Regions from separate parts of the Homo sapiens genome. Here region 2 is linked to region 1. The links are chromatin loops, found by intact Hi-C in ENCODE. Cell type or tissue: IMR-90. All regions are shown on one strand. Links, peaks and the distances in the headings refer to the core of each region. The heading gives the core; the rest is flanking DNA. Region 1 overlaps DLEU1 (deleted in lymphocytic leukemia 1). Region 2 overlaps DLEU1 (deleted in lymphocytic leukemia 1).

Region 1 (9,673 bases), core at 2,576-5,075:
TTAAATTAATCTTATTTGATAACACGAGGCAGTTTATACTCTTTCATTTGGGGTCGATGGAGCCCCTGGCACAGTCTTGAATTTAAGACCCCTACCCCATAGGAATAGTTAACTCTTGATCCTAGCATGCTCTCTCCTCCTGGAAGAGTTATTTAAAGTTAGATGTGTTTCTTTCTGTTTTTTTCTTAGCCACTTTTCTATCCCAAGCCCAGCAAAGACATTCAATTCATTCCCCCTACACCTCTCTCTCTCTTTCTGTCTTTCCTCCCTCCCCTCTCTCCCTCTCTTTTTCTCTCTCTCCCTCTGAAGTTTCTAAATCAGTTCCTACAGCTTTAGTTTTCTTTTTCTAAAATTAAAAACGTGGCTTCTGGCTATAAAACGAATCTCCCACCTTCAGCAGCCCCAGTCCCCTGGGGCTGTTACTGGCGTGATCTATAAATTAACTGGAATCACTTAGAGCCCTCAGTTAGCTTTTAGTCAAACATTAGCAGCAGTGTTTACCCTTGTGTAATCTGCAGTTGTTACTTAATTTAATGCCTGTCAGCATTTTTTTAAAGAACATGTTCAGCAAATCCTTGGCACAGGCTGTTTGAATTCCTTACTCTTCCCTTCCCCCACCTTGACCCAAATCAAGCTAAATGTATCTGAGTAGAAGCTTGCTAATATTTTTAATTTGCTAGTGTAGTTTTCCTTCTTCTTGAGGAAAGAAAGAAGAGTTTGCTTTCTGTGCCAATCCAACTACATCCTACTCAGAGGCCTGGGCTTCGTGTCCCCACTGCACCTTACATCAAAGAGGGTGAACTGTAAATTGTTAGGGTTTTTGTTTCTTGTTGCTCTGGCAGTGATCTGTGAGTGATGTAAGATGGGAGGCATCCTCAGACTCCCATTTGGAGGATGCTGGTGTGGCCCCCTGAAGAAAATCCATTGAAACAAACTTTGAAGTGCTGCCCAGTAGAGAGCTAAAAGCTGAACATATCACATCATAATTCATACATAACTTTGTGTGTTTTGAATCTTCCTCCTCCACAGCCACCACCTCAAATGTAAATAAATAGAGCCCTGGCCTTCCTACAGGGTTCTGTTGCTCCTTTCATAATGTGAGATCCATCTAGATCCGGCAGGAGAACTTCTCTAAGGCCATCATAAAGGCAGTAGGAAGTACTGATCTCAAACAGCACAGAGGAGGCTCCCCTCCAAAGAAGAGTGAAGCACATCGTTAGAGAATAAGAACACGGGGAAATTAAGAGGTGATCTTCAAAGGCTACAATGAACAGCTCCTCTCTGCTTTCACACACTATACAAGAAAAGACCTCCTTCAGTTCAGGAGGCTTTGGTTAACAGCCACATTCTCAATATTCTGGGTTTCAAGGCCAAGAAAATAAATGTCACAGTGGAAACCTCATGCTTTTTCAGGTGATATAATCCAAAAAATGTGTACATCTCAATAGTATAAAGGACTCTGAATCAGCCAGGGCTCAACTTGCTATTCTCTTCCTTGCCTGCAAGACTTGACCTTGAGTTTCAGTGTCTCTCAGCCGTACTTCTGCTTCCTGGTGACTAGAATTCAGGATTCTCTCCCATTTACCACTAGGGAAAACCCTACTGCTAAGGACCGTAAATGTCGGAGGATCCCCCTGAGTCTCACAGATGGCACTTGAAGAGAAGCAGTATGGAGACACAGGACACGAAGAAGGAAACAGAGACCCTGAGGACAGAGGCTCATGCAACTACTGCAAATGAACAAACACCAGAACAGGCATTTTTGCACTTTCAGACAGGGAGTTCCAGGACTGAGTGCACATACAGTCCATGGTTAGATTTCCAGGAAAGCCTCAGTGAGGGGCTGAATTATGTGCCATTAACTCAAGATACAGCCATCTTGGGAGTCAGCATATCTGTCTGAGCCCAGGTTATAAGTGCACACTGGTGGTCTATGGTTGCAGGCCGGTGTCACTGTCCTGTCACAGTCCTGAGATCTCCAAAGCAGCCCAGGTGACACATATGTCCCTGTCTTTGACTCTCCTCCAGCCCAACTCTGTGATACTACTATCAAGGCTCCAAAATGCAGCTGTTTTGCTACACAAATTATGAATAAGTTCTACAAACTTCTTGAACCATCTGGAAAGTGCTCAAAACACAGGGCTGCACAGACAAGGACTTTAAGGCTCAACTCACTCCCAGGTAATATTAGTGGCTCTTCTCAGCAAGAACATGAGCCCAGGTCCCAATAGCACTATTGAAAAAGGCAGTTCTGCTGTAGAATGGGTCCCTCTTTTTGCTGTTTCCACTGCTGAGTGCCCCCATCATGGGCATGCAAGATTTTTTCTGCAATTTTCCTTTCACAACTTTCATCAACTGCCTCTTCAATTTCCTGGTCTTGCACAATCTCAACCCAACTTACTTAACAGCACTGATTGTTCAGTTCTTATGGACAGTGTGTGCCTTTAGTCTTCCTCCAAGGAGAGTGCTTGACAAACATAAAATGGAAATCTTAGGAACACTTTTACACCATTGGTGGGAATGTAAATTACTTTAACCATTGTGGAAGATGGTGTGGCGATTCTTCAAAGATCTAGAACCAGAAATACCATTTGACCCAGCAATCCCATTACTGGGTATATACCCAAAGGAATATAAATCATTTTATTACAAAGATACATGCACACATACGTTCATTGCTGCACTTTTCACAATAGCAAAGACATGGAATCAATTCAAATGCCCATCAGTGATACACTGGATAAAGAAAATGTGGTACATATACACCATGGAATCCTATGCAGCCATTAAAAGGACACAGATCATGTTCTTTGCAGGGACACAGATGAAGCTGGAAGCCATTATCCTCAGCAAACTAATGCAGGAATAGAAAATCAAACACTGCATGTTCTCACTTGTAAGTGGGAGCTGAACAATGAGAACACATGGACACAAGGAAGGGAACAACATACACTGGGGCCTGTTGGCAGATGTGGTTGGGGAGGGGGAGCATTAGGACAAATAGCTAATGCATGCTGGGCTTAATACCTAGGTGATGGGTTGATAGGTGCAGGAAATCACCATGGCACATGTTTACCTATGTAACAAACCTGCACATCCTGTACACATACCCAGAACTAAAACTAAAAATAAAACAAAAACAAAAGAATGGAAATCTTTTCAGAAAAATGTGTCATTGAATTGGAGGTGGAATCCATAATGATCAACAACAATAAATTCTTTTCTTCTCCATTAGATCATCTCCCTCAGTCTGTGTGTGTGTTCATGCGTGTGTGCCATGCCGGGTCCCCACTTTCCTCAGCACATTTGTGCATGTGTTTGTTTACTGAGCAGTGCCCAGTTTGCGAGGCTCCCCCAAAGGCAGCCTCATTCTGCTAGTGCCTGCCCAGGACCCTGTACCAGTCAATGAGAAACCAAACAAACTGGCTGCAATAAGCCGTTTACACCAGTTCCCAAAGAGAAAACTTTGGGCCCATTCCCAGAAGGCCAGGCATGTGAGTGAAAGGAGCCTGACTTGCAAAGCTTCCCCCACACTCAGGGTTTATTCTGTTTATTCTGTCATCCCTGTTTATTCTTTCAACTGTGGTTTCTCCGTGGAGCAACACATCACACCGCACCCAGATTGTGGAGACACACAGAAGATATCCAGAAACGGCCAGAGAGAACACAATCCCTCCGATTCATTCGCTAAGCCATTTGTTAACACGCTGGTTTGGGGTTTTTCTTTTCCACAATTTTTCAACACTTGAGGAATTGAAACTGCCAGCTGTTCTCATCTTTAAATGAAATAGCCTGAATAATTGGGAATTTAAGCTAGTTTTCATTATTATAGTCCCCTTCAGAAATACATATGACCAAAATAATGAGCTAATGAAATAATTTGGACATCCTGACCATGCAAAACGGACGTGTAAAACATTAAATGCAGAGCCAGTCAATACTTAGTAAATGTTGATGCAGACTTGGTTTCCTAAGGTTTAAAATGTGTAACTAAATGACATATAACTTCTGAAATATCAGGGCACCAAGGAGGAATTAACAAAAGGCCATCAAAAAGCAGACTGCACATGATGTAGCAGAGAGGCTGTGGAGTCAGACATGCCCACATTTAAACTGGATTCCATGCTGGCTGTGTCACTGGAGCTGATGGCATGTTCTCAGCAAGCCTCAGTGCTCTCACCTCTAAAACGGGATTCAGAAGAATAGGGCGCCAATTTAGTAGATTGGTATGGAGATTAAAATTTAAAAATGCATGTAAAACACTTGACTAACTACAGTTTCTAGCTCACAATAAGCTCCTAGTAAATGAAAACTACTGGGCACTCCTGTCTTACAGATAATGGCTTTAAAAACTGGGAACTTAGAATAATTTTAAAACTCAGGAAACAAGGAATACCTCTTTGAGGGAAATATCTGACTCCTAAACCAGGTAATGGAACATCTTGGAAACCCAGACCTCTCAGAGCAGACTTGTTAAAGTGCCAGGGACAGGGCTCATACCCAGTTGACACTCAATCAACATTTATTGATACTGACCATGGTTTCCTCAGGTTTAAAGTTTAAAATAAAATGTCTAGAAGAATTACAGAATTAACCACTTGTGGTTATTCCTGAAATATGATAGCATCAGTGTGAAAATTGAAAACACTACCCCACATAAAAAGCTGTATACCAATTTTGTTTAAAAGACTGGAATGACCCTAAATACAAAGATTGCATGAAAAGCAGAGATTCGTTAAATTGTAAGAACAAAATTAAGGATTTCCTAGAAATGGAGGGGGCCTCACTAACTTCAGCAGAGAAATTTTCTTCATCTGTCATCCCCTGACTCCACAGGGTAATGTAACAATGCCAGGGAGATGTCTGCATATACCCAGGGTGAGACCACCAACCCTTTGCATTTAGCCAAAGGGCTACCAAATTATGGTGCAACACTGGCTGATTGAATCATTCAGAGTCAAATTCAAACAGATGAACTCACAGAGGAGAGCTCCCACACATAGATGGAGAAAATTAAGGGAGGTCATAGTTTAAAATTTTTCTTTTTATCAAGGTAGAGTTTGCAATGTGACAATCATTAAGCTGTAGGGGAGGCTTTTAACAGAATTCCCTCTGGCCTTCTACTAACTCACTGAAATACATCATTTGCTTTTCTCAACTTCCTTTAATTTTAGTCCAGAAATAACCATTTATCTTAACATTCACTCTCACGTGGGACAAAAGAAAAAACAAATTTTGCAGAATTCAGAGAGGCATTGATTAATTTATGCTGGTCTGTCTTTGAGGAATACCTGGGAATTAGAAGGCAACCAAGATATATTACCTCCATTCTTGAGAATCAGTTCCTAATCTTTAGGGACTAACCCTTTAAATGAGCTACCTCTCGTCACTAAATGTTGAATAAATTGATCTCTGGGACACTTAAAACGGCAGGCTGTGTGTCTGTATGGTATAGTAACACCCCCCACACAGACAGGCATGCACACACACACACACAAATGTGCACACACACATGCCCCTGAGTTGAAAAGAATCAGCAGGGACTGTTTTTTGGCATGCTGTCCATAGTCATTTGCACTTTTCCAGCACAGAGCAGAACCATAATAGTAAACCCTTTGCAAGAAACAGGCACATCTCCACATTAAGAAGGTTTGGCTGCAGGTGGGTATGAAAATGCAGAGTTTATGGAAACTTTGCCTTTTATTTATTTTTTTATATCCTCTGTTGCAACTGCAGATCTATGTGAGTGTAGCTAGCCTCTCTACTATGCCTTTTGGGAAACACACCTTGAGGTCTCTGCAGCCTCCTGGCCTGATGTTTGCATAGTTGAGTTGAGGAGGCTGGTAGTTTTCGGCCCAAACATCAACACAGAGGTTTACTTTGCCCTTGTATTAGATTAAAATGCTGGAACATATTTATAAGCTAAATTTGTTGTTGTGTTGTTGGTCAGTCTTCTTTCAAAAAAAAAAAGAACTTATTCTATAATTACATTTAGCAGAAAGCCATTTCCTACTTTTTCCTAGTGTAGGTCTCATGCTTAACTGTTCTGACATCACCTGGCCCCTCTATGGCTTAGCAACAAAAACTTCACTGAAATGAAGAATGCAGTTATTTATGCTGGCTGCTCTGGCAGGAAAGAAATTCAAAACATAATTTTTTAAAGTTATAACTATGGCTTGCATATAAACATAAGCATGTGGCAAATATTTACGTAATTCATTAATGAGGTAACGAGCAGAATGATAAAACCAGTGCAAAGAGTATTTGAGAAACTAAATATATGCGGGCATCTGAGAATGAATGTTGGAATAAGATTGCTGGGTTAGACAGAACACTAGTTAATACTATACTTGGCAATAAAAGTATAACCTTTAAAGTCATCCTTTTTTTTTTTTACCAGACCAAAATCACTTGCATCACTACTGAATAAAATCCTACAAATTAGCATGTCATCTCATAGAGTCTGAGCCTTAATTAGTAACAAATAATATGTCAAATAAGATACATTCCCCTAGAGAATCAGGTCATCTTTGGGTAGGTCTTTTAGAAAATGCTCTTACAAGACCGTGAAAACTGAGGCTATTCTACTGCCTTATTTCAAGTTTGATACTCTGTCTTAACATTAGTAAAGGGATTTTGGGAGGGCAAAGATGCCTCATATCAACAGTTATTAACAATTGAGGTCATGGGACAAATAGTTATAGAAATATTAATAGAACAATATCACCCCTCAGATTATGTTGAATACTAAAATATAGAGTTGGATGTAGAAGCAACCAAGTATCCCTCAAGGAATGAATGAACAACATGTGGCCTATCCATACAATGGAATATTGTCCAGGCTTTCAAAGGAAGGAAATTCTGACACATGCTACAACATGGATGAATCTTGATGACATTATGCAAAGTGAAATAAACCAGTTACAAAAAGAAAAATACTGTATAATTCCACTTAAAAGTTATCTAGAGTGGTCAAATTCACAGAAACAGAACATAAAAAGGTAGTTGCCAGGGCTTGGGGAAGGGGAGAATGGAGAATTGTAGTTTAAGAGGTATATAGTTTTAGATTTGCAAGATGAAAAAGTTTTGGAGATTGGCTGCACAACAATATGAACATACTTAACACTACTGAACTGTACACTTAGAAATGGTTAAGATGGTAAATTTTATGTTATGTGTTTTTTACCACAAAAATTTAAAACATTTACAAAGTTGGTATCATCAGTTCAGATGCCAGTTATAAGGCAAGGGAATGATTCCCACCAGAGTAAGATCAAAGTATGCATGGCAAGGAACCATCTTTTTACTGTCTGAAGTACCAGTTTATGACTTAACTTACAATGGGACATGAAGGAAATGAATGCAAAGATGCCAACCTAGCTGTGGTGGACTTCAGCTCACATCATGGAAACCATGAAGCAATTTAGCAAAGTTGGCTGCCTAAGCAGCCAAGGGTCCTGTGGTGCCTGTTAAAATCCAGCAAAAGCAGGGATGAGGTGCATTGGCCAGGGCCCAGTGCGTAGCCCCACAGCTGCAAAATGCTATCTGGCCTTTGAATCAGCACTCAGTGCTCCCCTTACCACTCTTAACTCTTAACTGCAAGAGTTAAACGCTGGAAAAGCTCAATCTAATATTCACTAAACAAACACTGAGAACCAGCTTTCTAATCATCACGTCTGCATCTTTTCTCATTACCTCCAGACTTTTGTCATAGGCCCTTGAAAAACTGGGCCTCTTGAAAAAAATGCAAAGAAAATCTTCTTGTTGTCCAAGGGCAAAGTTCTCACCCTTTCCTGATGTGACTACCTTAAGTGGTCTATACACTCCAGCAGAAAGTGGGAAACCCTCACAAAAGAATCTTTACCACGTCCCTATGAAATATTTTTATTCCTTTATAAAGTTGATTAATCTTCACAATAGAGCAATTATGTCTCTTTTCTCTCTCCTTCCTTCCTCCCTTCCTCCCTTTCTTTTCTTTCTTTCTTTCCTTCTTTCTTTCTTCCTTTCTTTCTCTCTTTTCTTTCTTTCTTTCTTCCCTTTTCTTTCTTCCTTTTCTTTTTTCTTTCTTTCTCTTTCTTTCTCTCTTTCTTTCTTCTTTCTTGATCAATAGAAACTTTCTCTAATTTTTATGGTGAACCGACATGATGCCATGGAATGCAGATTTAGATGGAACATTAAGCCCAGTTGGATTTTAAAATCCTTTATGGAGTCAAGGAAAACTACGCCCACCTCCATTAGGTAATGTCCTTCGATGCCTTGCATTCCACCCACAGTCAGAGTATTTTACCATATGGTCATTAATTTTTCAGCATTATAAAAATTGAGAAAATTTATTTATTTTCAAAAAATGTTTAACACTAACACTTAACCCTACACTAAAAATAAAAAGCAACAATGTCTAGAAATATGTTTTGTTCCATCATAGCTTCCATTGTTAAAATGTAGAACAAGCTGTCAAAATTCAAACACCCCTTAGCGCCAAAAAAAAAATCATTCTGTTTGACTTAGGAGCCTCCTCTTGGTATGATTTGCTTCACCCTAACTGAATTTATTGAGGATTACAGAGGTTGTGCATTGAAGTGTCCCTTCCAAAACCCAAACAAATCTCTCACACAAAGAGGACAACAGTAAAAGAAGCATGCAATTTACCAGGGCAGGCTGCTTACTGTCTTTTTTTTCTGATTTGCTTTACTTGTTTTAGTTTATGTTTTCATAAATCCTGTTTTGTTTAGCAACAGGTGTAACCCAGCTGCACCCACCCTAAAGTTGCTGTCTTTCTATTTCAGACTGTCTCCTGACATGGAATGACTCCAGAAGGCTCAGCCAAGAAAATAATTATGACAAGCTCAGAGAAATCTATAAAATGTTTAAATAGCTAACTAGCATGTTAACTACTGGAGGAAGCAGGTAGAATTAAATGGAAATATTAACTTTGAGATTAAAAAAATAAGAAGACAGAAAGAAAGCAAGCCCCAGGAAAAGTAAGGGAAAGGAGCAGTGAGCCAGGAGCGAGAGGAGGCTGGCCTTGGAAGCAGCGACAGTCTGAAAATATAGGTGCTGTAAAATATTTACTTGTCCTAAGTGCTTTCTCCTCCCCTGCCTGGTTGTGCCAACTCACAACCTCTTGTAAACTCTTCCATTTTTTATGGTTTTCTAGGGGCAGATGCTTATCAGCTGAAAGGTGAACTGCAACTATTTCACAGAAAATAAACTCAGAGTATGTTTATGTGATTGTTACTCTAAGACAGCAAGAAAAAAAAAATGAATTCAGCACACGAGCCATTTTAAAAATCTTGATCCTCGCCAAACCCCAAACCAAATTTGTGTCTTACACTGTTCTCTTCAGCCCCCTTTCACGTTCCTCCCCACAAGAATATAATCATTTGGACAACCCTAAGAGTCGCAAGCTAAGTCACTATTGTCACAGCTTGGCTTGTCTGGCAGTTTGGACACTGCCCAGTGTCCCCTCCAGGGAGCAGAGGAATCCGTGTAAAGATTTTACTTAATCATTATTTTTAACCTTTGGGGGTTGCAGCTAATGATATGAAAAAAGCCTTCAAAACCACACAATATACTGGGGCATAAAAATGGCCTATATTTGAAAATAACTCCAAGTTTAGCTGTTTTGGAATAAAGCAAATGTTTAAAGTAGCCTGAAGTGAAACTTGAATGT
Region 2 (9,673 bases), core at 2,358-4,857, 81 kb after region 1:
ATGCCATTGGTCTGGAGACTGTATTTTGAGAATCACTGGTGTAATCCTTTGGGGGTGCTTAGAGAAAGTAAAACACTATTTTTTTAAATCTGAATCATATATAAATATATATACACACACGTATATATGTATATGTAATATAATAAGACATATATACACCAATACATATAATATGTAATAATGCAATTATTAAAATCATACTCCTTATATTACAAATTTATAAAATAAAAAGTAAAAATAGCTACCAATTATTGAGTGTTTATTATGTGCAGGGCACTGTGGTAATTGCTTAAGATACATTACTTATTTCAATCTTAACAACTCTACAAAATAAACATTATCATCCCTATTTTCCAGATGAGTAAATTGAGCCCCAGAGAAATTGTAAGTGGCCTAGCCAGCTAGAGAGCCGTGACACTAGAATCTATCAGACTCCAGATCCCAAGCTCTCAGCTTTTGCACTACATTGCCTTTATCTCTGAAATAACAAGTGGCTGTTCCTGATCCACCTATCCACAAACCTGACAACTGTTTACAATTTAAAGCACCAATAATTGGAGCCATCAAGTCCACTCTGAAAGTCAGATTATGGGGAAAGGCAATAAAAACCTTGCTTCTTTTTACCTGAAATTAATCATTCATTCTGCTGAGAGGGAAGAAGACTCAAAGAAACAAATTGAAGATGTTAATAAAATATCCAGGTAGTATTGGTCTTGATCTCCCCAAACCACAGAACAAAGATTCCTATGCAATACATTCATTTCCTCCCTCAGTCCCAGTGCAATCATTTGCAAACACAATGAAGAAAAGAACTAAACTGCACTTTTTGGGAAAATGTTCTAGCATCCTTTTGTTTGCCTTTCTCTGTGTAGCGAGCTATTACAGAAACTCTGAAAGTCTCTAAGTGTAAGGGGATGGAAGCAAAGACACTACTTATTCTTTAGTGATCCTGAAAGTTTGCTGATAAAAGAGAATGAAGTAGCAAGAGGATATGTAGCCAGATTGGCCCAGTCAGAAAGTAAAATTTCAAGAAAACAGAGATTGGGAAAATTGAGACAAGCTGTTCTTTAAGAAGGAAGGAGCAAAGTGTCATCTTTATTTTTAAAGTTGATGGCATATTCATTTTTCAGACTTTTATAGTTTTAAGTTTTAAAGAAGGAAAAAGTGAAAACATTAAAATACTGAATGGACAGAGCAGAACTTCCCATTAAAATAAATACACTTTGTTTTATTGTTGGGAAAACTCTAACGAGTGCCAGACTATTAACTAAATTCTGTCATTTTTTGAAAGAAGAAATTTCCAGAAGGTAGGTTAAATTGGTATCTACTTAATATATCTTGGAATTATAAAATTAAAAGAAAATATGCTAAAATACTTTGAAAAACTACACATCTTAAACCTCCTGCATACCATGTTCATGCCAAAACCTGCTTCCTTTGTGTCTGAAATATGAGGCTATTAGCAACATTAACCTGAAGGAGACTACTGCCTCAGTCTACATGGGGATCATTTTGCTACATGGCTAAGAATGCCAGCTCAGTTTGTGCTGATCTTATAGGTGTATTGGGGACTGAGAAATCTGATATCTAATTAGCACTAGTATTTATGCATTGCTCAAGATTAGATCTTAAACTCATCCTTAATGCCTCTTTCTCACACTCTTCTTTTAATTGACAATTCCTGTCAGCTCTGCCTTCAAAATTTATCTCAAATCCAGCTCTTTTTCTCCCCTTCACCACTTGCACCTTAGCTGGAGCCACCATCATCTTTCTCTTAGACTGCTGAACTAGTTTTGGTCCTGCTTCTGCTCCTGCAAAATATTCTGCACAGAGTGGTCAAAGTGATCCTTTTAGAACCTAAGTCAGATAGTGTCACTCCACTGCTCAAATTCTCCAACAGCTGCCCATCTCACTCAGAATGAAATCCAAAGTCATGACCACAGCCCAAAAGGCTCTAGTACATCTGACCCCTGGTTACCTCTCACACCTCAATTCTTACCTGTCTTTAAGTCCTTCGTAGACATGACCACCAAAATGCTGCTGAGCAATCACAATAACACCCCTTGCCCCATTCATTTCCCTTCTCTCACAATTACTTCTCCTCTCTCCTCAAAGTCCTCTCTCATTCCTGCTCCCAGATGATGCTCTTATTCCTTGTTGTGCTAAGAAAGCTTTAGAAGAGTCCACATGCCCCTATCTCTATATTTACCCACCTACCAGCAATTAGAAGAGTCCACATGGTCCCATCTCTATACTTACCCATCTACCAGCGTCCATGCCCATTGATTTGCCCTCCTCATGGATACACTGGCCGTGCTTGTATTTAAGGCCAATCTCTCTTCTCATGCATCAGATCCCTCCTCTCTAACCTTCATCAATTCTCTCCTCTCACTCCTGTATCAATTTTTCCCTCTCCCCTGGATTATTCTCATCAGCATACAAACATCACATGATTTCTCCCTTCTTAAAAGTAAAAGAGCTCTCTCAACTTTGCTTCTGATTTGTACCACCTTACTGCAGCAAAACTTCTCTTAAAAAAATAATCTTTACTTTCTCTCCTCCCATTCACTCTTGATCCCACTACACTTACTCAATGCAAATCTAAACCCAGTGGTCAGTTCTCAGACTGCACCTCGTGTGACCCACCAGCATCTTTTGGCATAGTCCATCACTCCCTCCTCCACACATTTTCTCTGCCTGGCCTCCAGGATGCCACAAAATTCAGGTGTTGCTCCTAGTCAGGACTTACTCTCTTCTGCTCCCCTCACCCTATTCCCACCCCAGAACTCAGCTTCTCTGGCCGCATCTCCTATCAGGATCTCCTCATTCTCTATCACTAGTAACACAAGTTGGCCTCTTTGCTGTTCCTCAAATAAGTCAGTTTAAAAGGCCTCATCCTTGCTCTCATCTCTGCCTGGAATGCTCTTTCCTCAGCTCCTTTAAGTTTTTGTTCAAATGTCACATAATCAATAACATCCTCCCTGACTACCATATTTAATATTGCAATATCTACCAACCCTTAAACTTCCTACTCCCATTTATTTCCTTCATGGCATTTACCACTTTCTAATATACTACAACATTTATTTATTCAATTTAAGTCTTCCCTTTGGCCAGAATATGGTCACCTTGTCATTCAAAAGTTATTTGATGCAGATTTTTTATTCTAGACACCTGGCCTGTTAACCATGTAGCAAATCATTGTCAAATTAATGAAGCTTTGGCTTCTAGCATATGAGTTAAAATAAATATCACTATTGGAGACATTATATCAAAAAGCTGAGACATACTTAGGACCCCAAATTAATGAACAAAATATTCAATAATAAACAATATTAAGTTCCCAGAAGATTGCTCAGAGCTGGCTTGGCCGACATAGAGAACTGTTTCCATAGCCATGGTGGGAAATACTAATCTTGAAAAGAGATGCCTCTCAAATCTTTAAGTGAGCCAGTACCCTAGGTAACTAAATGAGTAGAGAAAGTTAGGTTCTATCTTACACATAAGATTATCCAGTTGCCAGCCCTCAAATACTGACACCCCATGAGCAGATTGCTCTTAAATTCTTCAGGTCTTCGAGTAGACATAATCATTTTACAGAAGCCCAACTCAGAAACAATTATACTGCAACATAAGCAGTAGAACCATTTCATGCCAAGCTAATGACTCTGGGACATGCAAGGCATGACTCTCTGTACAAATCCACTTTAGAGCAGAGGTCAAAACCATTAAACTAATGGTGAACTTGAGTCCCTGGGCTCTGAGTGCCCCATGACTCCAGGGGATTGAGATTTGTAAGAAAAATACTAAACATAGAGCTCTGTATAAACACTCTAAAGGATTCTTTATACAAATGCCTTTTTGTCTAAAATCAAAACTCTAGAAAATAGAACATAAGTTTCTACATTTAAATTGTTAAAAATCATTAAAAAGACATTCAAGAGTTAAAGAAAAAGAAAAAAATTCTCAGCATGAAGTATGAAGATATCGCTGCTTGACTTTAATAAAAGTTCTATTAAATCTGTTCTTTTCTGTTTAAAATGCTCATTATAAAGCTGTAGTCCCTTTACATTTTCTTAAAAATTCAAGCTTTGCAACTTCTGAGAGCTTTGGTGTTAGTGTGATGAGCTACCTTCCCCCTCCCCAAGAAATGTCCTTATTGAGACTGAGTTTCCTTGGGGATGGTGGGGGGAGGGGGTGGTGAGTGACCTGGCCATATGATGTCAACATACTACCACAGAAGACAGAGATGAAAAACCATGTTCATGGACTTTTAAATTTAAATTTAAATCTGTAAAATCCTTATAACAAAAAACACTCCTACACAGAAACTAGCTAGCTGTTCACCAAGCATTTTCTATTCTTGCCCCAGTTTCCCAGCCTCCCTTGAAGTCAGCCATAACTGAAGTCCAGCCAATGAAATATGAACAGAAGTGATGTATACCATCCCCAGGACTTAGCCTATAAAAAATTTCTGGAACAATGTCAGCTTGATGTAGATGGGTGTGGCAACCTTAGAAGCCCTAGGTCAAAAATGGCAGAGCCAGAGATGGAAGAAGCCCAATAAGGAGCCATAAATGACTACTTGGAAGATAATTGCCATTGAAAGAGAACCAATATTGGACATTACATAGATGTTAACATAATTTTATTGGCTAGGCATGGTGGCTCATGCTTATAATTCCAGCCCTTTGGGAGGCTGAGGTGGGCAGATAGCTTGAGCCCAGGAGTTTGAGACCAACCTGGGCAATATGGCAAAACCCTGTCTCTATAAAAAATACAAAAATTAGCTGGGCATAGTGGCATGTGCCTATAGTCCCAGCTACTCAGGAGGCTGAGGTGGGAGGATTGCCTGAGCCTGGAAGACAGAGGTTGCAGTGAGCCAAGATAGTACCACTGCACTCCAGTCTGGGTGACACAGCAAGGCCCTGTCTCCAAAAAAATAAAAATAAAAACTTTTATTAAGATTTTTTTTCTTGCTGTGTTACTATAGCCCTCATTACCTTAACAACATTGTATCTTAGTTCAGAATGGTAAAACTCAGTGAAGAATTAAATTACTAATGCCTAATCTATTTAAGGTAAGCAACTGTACACCAAGCTCTAACACACATTGTCTCTTAGCATTCAAATTCAACAGGCTTGCAACAGTTGTAAAGAGACTAATACCAGGGTCTTCTTTTTAATAGCTAAAGCTTTCAATCAGCGAAACACTTGAAACTGCCATAAATAATGTAAAAACAAAGATTTGGGTTGCTCTTGCTACTGTTGAATAAAAAGAGTCATGGCCTTCTTCACTCTGATCAAGCTTCTCCCAATCCAAACCCTGGAGAAGCCTGAGCACTGGAAATAGTGGGGGAAGAAAAATAAAAGATCTAGGAAAAGGAAAGGGTCCTTGAGCCACTGATCATCTGCACATGGTCAGGGAAGAAATTTTGGATTCGATATAAAATTGAAGTTCTGATTTTACATGAATAAGACTTTCAGTGCCCAAAAATATCTTAATAATTAAAACAAGGAAAGGTAGAATAAAAAACAGATAAACAAATAGAAACATAGATATAAATCTTACCATATCTGCCAGTCACCATGCTTACATCTGTAATCCCAGCACTTCAGGAGGCCAAGGTGGGAGGATCACTCTTGGCTAGGAGTTTGAGACCAACCTGGTCAACATAGCAAGGCCCCATCTCTACAAAATTTTTTTAAAAACATAGCTGGGCATGGTGGTTCATGCCTGTAATTCCAGCTATTAGGGAGGCTGAGATGGGAAGACTGCTTGAGCCCAGGAGTTCGAGGCTGCAGTGAGCTATTATCATTTCACTGCACTCCAGCCTGGTCAATGGAGAAAGACCCTGTCTCTAAAAATATAAAATAATTTTAAAGAAACCTAAACATATCAGTAATAACATTAAAAGTAAATGGTCTAAACATCCTAATTAAAAAGCAGAGATTGTCAGGCTGGATTAAAGAACACAACCTAATGACATGCCATTTATAGAAATCACACTTTAACAAATTAACAATATTGGGAACAAGAAAAATAACATCGCTACAAATGTGACAGTTATTAAAATGATAATAAGGGAATACTATGAGCAATTTTATGTCAATAATTTCAACAACATAAGGAAAAAATGGACAAATTTCTTGAAATATACAAATTATCAAAGCTCACTCAAGAAAAAAATAGGTAACCTCATTAGTCCTATATCTATATCAAAAGGTGAATTTATAGATAAAAACCTTTCCAAAGAAAACTTCTGGCCCAGATGCTTTTACTGGCCAATTCTACCAACATTTAAGAAAATATAAAATCAATTCTATACTAACTCTCTCCAAAAAGACATCCAGATTTGAAAGTGAGAAGTAAACCTATTGTTATTCACTGATGACATGATCATCTATGTAGAAAATCCAGCAGATCTACAAAAAAAGCTACTAGAACTAATAAATAAACTTAAGATTGTAGGATAAAAATTAATTTGCAAAAAGTCCATTTTTATTTCATACACAAGCAATGAACATTTGGAAGTTAAAATGTTAAAATATTTGTAATTGCATAAAGATATTCTTAGGGATAAATTAAACAAAAGATTGCAAGATCTATAAACAGAAAAATATAAAATATTACTGAGAAAAATTAAAGAATATTTACACAATTAGAGATATATACCAAACTAGTTTGGAAGACTCAAAATTGTTCTCCCCAAATTGATATATAATGGCAATATCAAAATTAGCAGACAGAAGGAAACAATAAAGATTAGAGCAGAAATAAATCAAATAGAGAATAGAAAAATCATAGAGAAAATCAACAAGAGTTGATTTTTTGAAAAGATAAAATTGACAAACCCTTAGCCAGACTAACTATAAAAAAGAAAGAAGAATTAAATAAATAAAATCAGAAATTAAGGTGGAGACATTACAACAGATACCTAAGAAATTAAAAGGATCATAAGGGACTATTATAAACAATTACATATGAACAAATTGGATAACCTAGAGGAAATGGATAAATTCTTAGGAAAATACAAACCACAAACATTGAATCAGGGAGAAAGAAAAAGCCTGAACAAACCCATAACAGATAAAGAGATTGAAGCAGTAACTTAAAACCTCCCAGCAAAGAAAAGCTCAGGACCAGATGGCCTCACAGCTGAGTTCTACCAAACATTCAAAGAAGAATTAATACCATTCCTTCTTAAACTTTTCCAAAAAATGTAACTAGAGGGAATACTTCCAAACACATTTTACAAGGCCAGCATCACCTTAATACCAAAGCTAATCAAATATACCATAAGAAAAGAAAACTAAGGCTGATATCTCTGATGGATGCAAAAATTTTAATAAAATATTAGCAAACTGTTTTCAACAACACATCAAAAAGATTATACACCATGAACAACTGGAATTTATTCCTGGGATGCAAGGCTGGTTTAATATATGCAAATCAATCAAGGTGTTACATCATATTAACAGAATGAAAGATAAAAACCACATGACCATTTCAACAGATGCAGAAAAAGCATTTGACCAAATCAACATCATTCGTAATGAAAACTCAACAAAATAGGTACAGAAGGAACTTACCTCAACACAGTAAAGCCCACTGTGAAAAGCCCACTGCTATCATAATCAATGGAGAAAAACTGAAAGGTATTCCTTTGTGATTCAGCACAAGGCAAGGATGCTCACTCTTGACACTTTTATTTGATATAGCCAGAGCAACTAGACAAAAAAAAAAAAAAAAAGTAATGGGCAGCCAAATCAGAAAGAAATAAGTACAATTGCCTATGTTTGCAGATTATATGATCTTATATAAAGTAAATCCTAAAGACTCCACAGAAAGAACTGATAAACAAATTCAGTAAAGTTGCAGGATTCAAAAACAACACACAAAAAATAGATGATATTTCTATACACTAACGATGAACTATTCAAAAAGGAAATTAAGAAAACAATCCCATTTACAATAGCAAAATAAAAAAAATACTTAGGAATAAACATAACCAAAGAGGTTAAGATTTGTACACTGAAAACTGTAAAAATTTAATGCATAAAATTAAAGACACAGACCAATGGAAAGACAACCCTTGTTCATGGGTTGGAAGAATTTATGTTGTAAAAATGTCCAAGGTGATCCACAAATTCAATGCATGGCATTCTTTACAGAAAAAAAAAAAAAAAAATCCTAAAATCACAAAAGACCCTATTACATATACTATTTGTTTTTATTATTATACTTTAAGTTCTGGGGTACATGTGCAGAATGTGCAGTTTTGTTACATAGGTATACATGTGCTATGGTGGTTTGCTGCACCCATCAACCCATCACCGACATTACGTGTTTCTCCTAATGTTCTCCCTCCCCTAGCCCCCGACCCCCAAACAGGCCCTGGTGTGTGATGTTCTCCTCCCTGTGTCCATGTGTTCTCATTGTTCAACTCCCACTTATGAGTGAGAACATACAGTGTTTGGTTTTCTGTTCTTGTGATAGTTTGCTGAGAATGATGGTTTCCAGCTTCATCCATGTCCCTGCAAAGGACATGAACTCATCCTTTTTTATGGCTGCATAGTATTCTGTGTTGTGTATGTGCCACATTTTCTTTATCCAAGGACCCTATATAACCAAAGTAATCTTGATCAAGAAGAACAAAGCTGGAAACATCAATACTTTCTGATTTCAAAATATATTACAAAACCATAGTAACCAAAGTAGTATGATACTGGTATTAAAACAGCTACATAGACCATTGGAACAGAATTTTAAAATCCAGTGTCCAAACTCAATAAAAATGGAAGCAAAATAGGAAACTGGAAATAAATCTGACTTATAACTATAAAAGCAAAAATTCTAAATAAGTATTAGCAAAGAGAATCTCTCAATATATCAAAAGACTAAGTTGAGTCTCTTTCAGGAATAATCGGTTGGTTAACATCAGGAAATTAATATATCCATTGAATTAAGTGCAGCAAAAAAGTAAAAGATAAAACACATGTCCTATCAATAAATACTTAAAAGGCATTTGACGAAATTCAGTAGCCAGTCCTAACTAAAATAGGGCTAGAAAGAAACCACTTAAATTCAACAAAGAAATTTCCTAAAAGCTAGCGGCAAATTTTAAAATCATAGCTAGATAAAGATTATGTTTCACATTATTTCAACACTATTATAGGTATTATAGTATACATAACATGAAAACAACTGGCACAAGTATTGGGAAAGATGAGAAAAAAACTCTTTTTGGTGGTTACATGATTGTATACCTGCATGCACAGAAAAAAAAATCAAAAATTTTAGTAAAAAATTGTAAAATTAATTTTAAAATTTGTTCTAATTTCTGAATTCAAAATAAATATTTTTAAAAATTAGCAGTTTTTCAGCCAGGCATGGTGGCTCACACCTGTAATCCCAGCACTTTGGGAGGCTGAGGTGGGCGAATCACCTGAGGTCAGGAGTTCAAGACCAGCCTGGCCAACATGGTGAACATGGTGAAACCCCATCTCTACTAAACTTACAAAAATTGGCCAGGTGTGGTGGTGGGCACCTGTAATCCCAGCTACTCGGGAGGTTGAGGCAGGAGAATCACTTGAACCCAGGAGGCAGAGGTTGCAGTGAGCCAAGATCACGCCATTGTACTCCAGCCTGGGCAACAAGAGCGAAACTCCAT

The links. A loop is a pair of places that touch in the nucleus more often than their neighbours do. Peaks named below come from ENCODE experiments on the same cell type or tissue, not always from the same donor. Only the 100,000 strongest peaks of a DNase experiment are listed, where the experiment ranks them.
Region 2: a loop joins it to region 1, with 2.3 times the contacts of the local background. A loop is called at or near these places in 11 of 110 quality-filtered maps.

What each region holds. Positions count from the first base shown.
Region 1 is chr13:50,512,793-50,522,465 of GRCh38, reverse strand. The region is part of intron 5 of DLEU1 (deleted in lymphocytic leukemia 1); the gene reads right to left. It overlaps DLEU1-AS1 (DLEU1 antisense RNA 1), which reads left to right. Exons shown (of 3, transcript NR_125753.1): 3 at 1,030-1,533. Among named protein-coding and RNA genes, the nearest start is that of DLEU1-AS1, 9.8 kb to the left of the region's middle. In IMR-90, for the core only: no CTCF peak of the experiment used is centred there; a DNase peak (open chromatin) is centred at 3,525; H3K27ac peaks cover 226 bases.
Region 2 is chr13:50,431,470-50,441,142 of GRCh38, reverse strand. It overlaps DLEU1 (deleted in lymphocytic leukemia 1), which reads right to left. Exons shown (of 7, transcript NR_109974.1): 4 at 7,593-7,730. Among named protein-coding and RNA genes, the nearest start is that of DLEU1-AS1, 91 kb to the left of the region's middle. In IMR-90, for the core only: no CTCF peak of the experiment used is centred there; a DNase peak (open chromatin) is centred at 3,702; H3K27ac peaks cover 867 bases.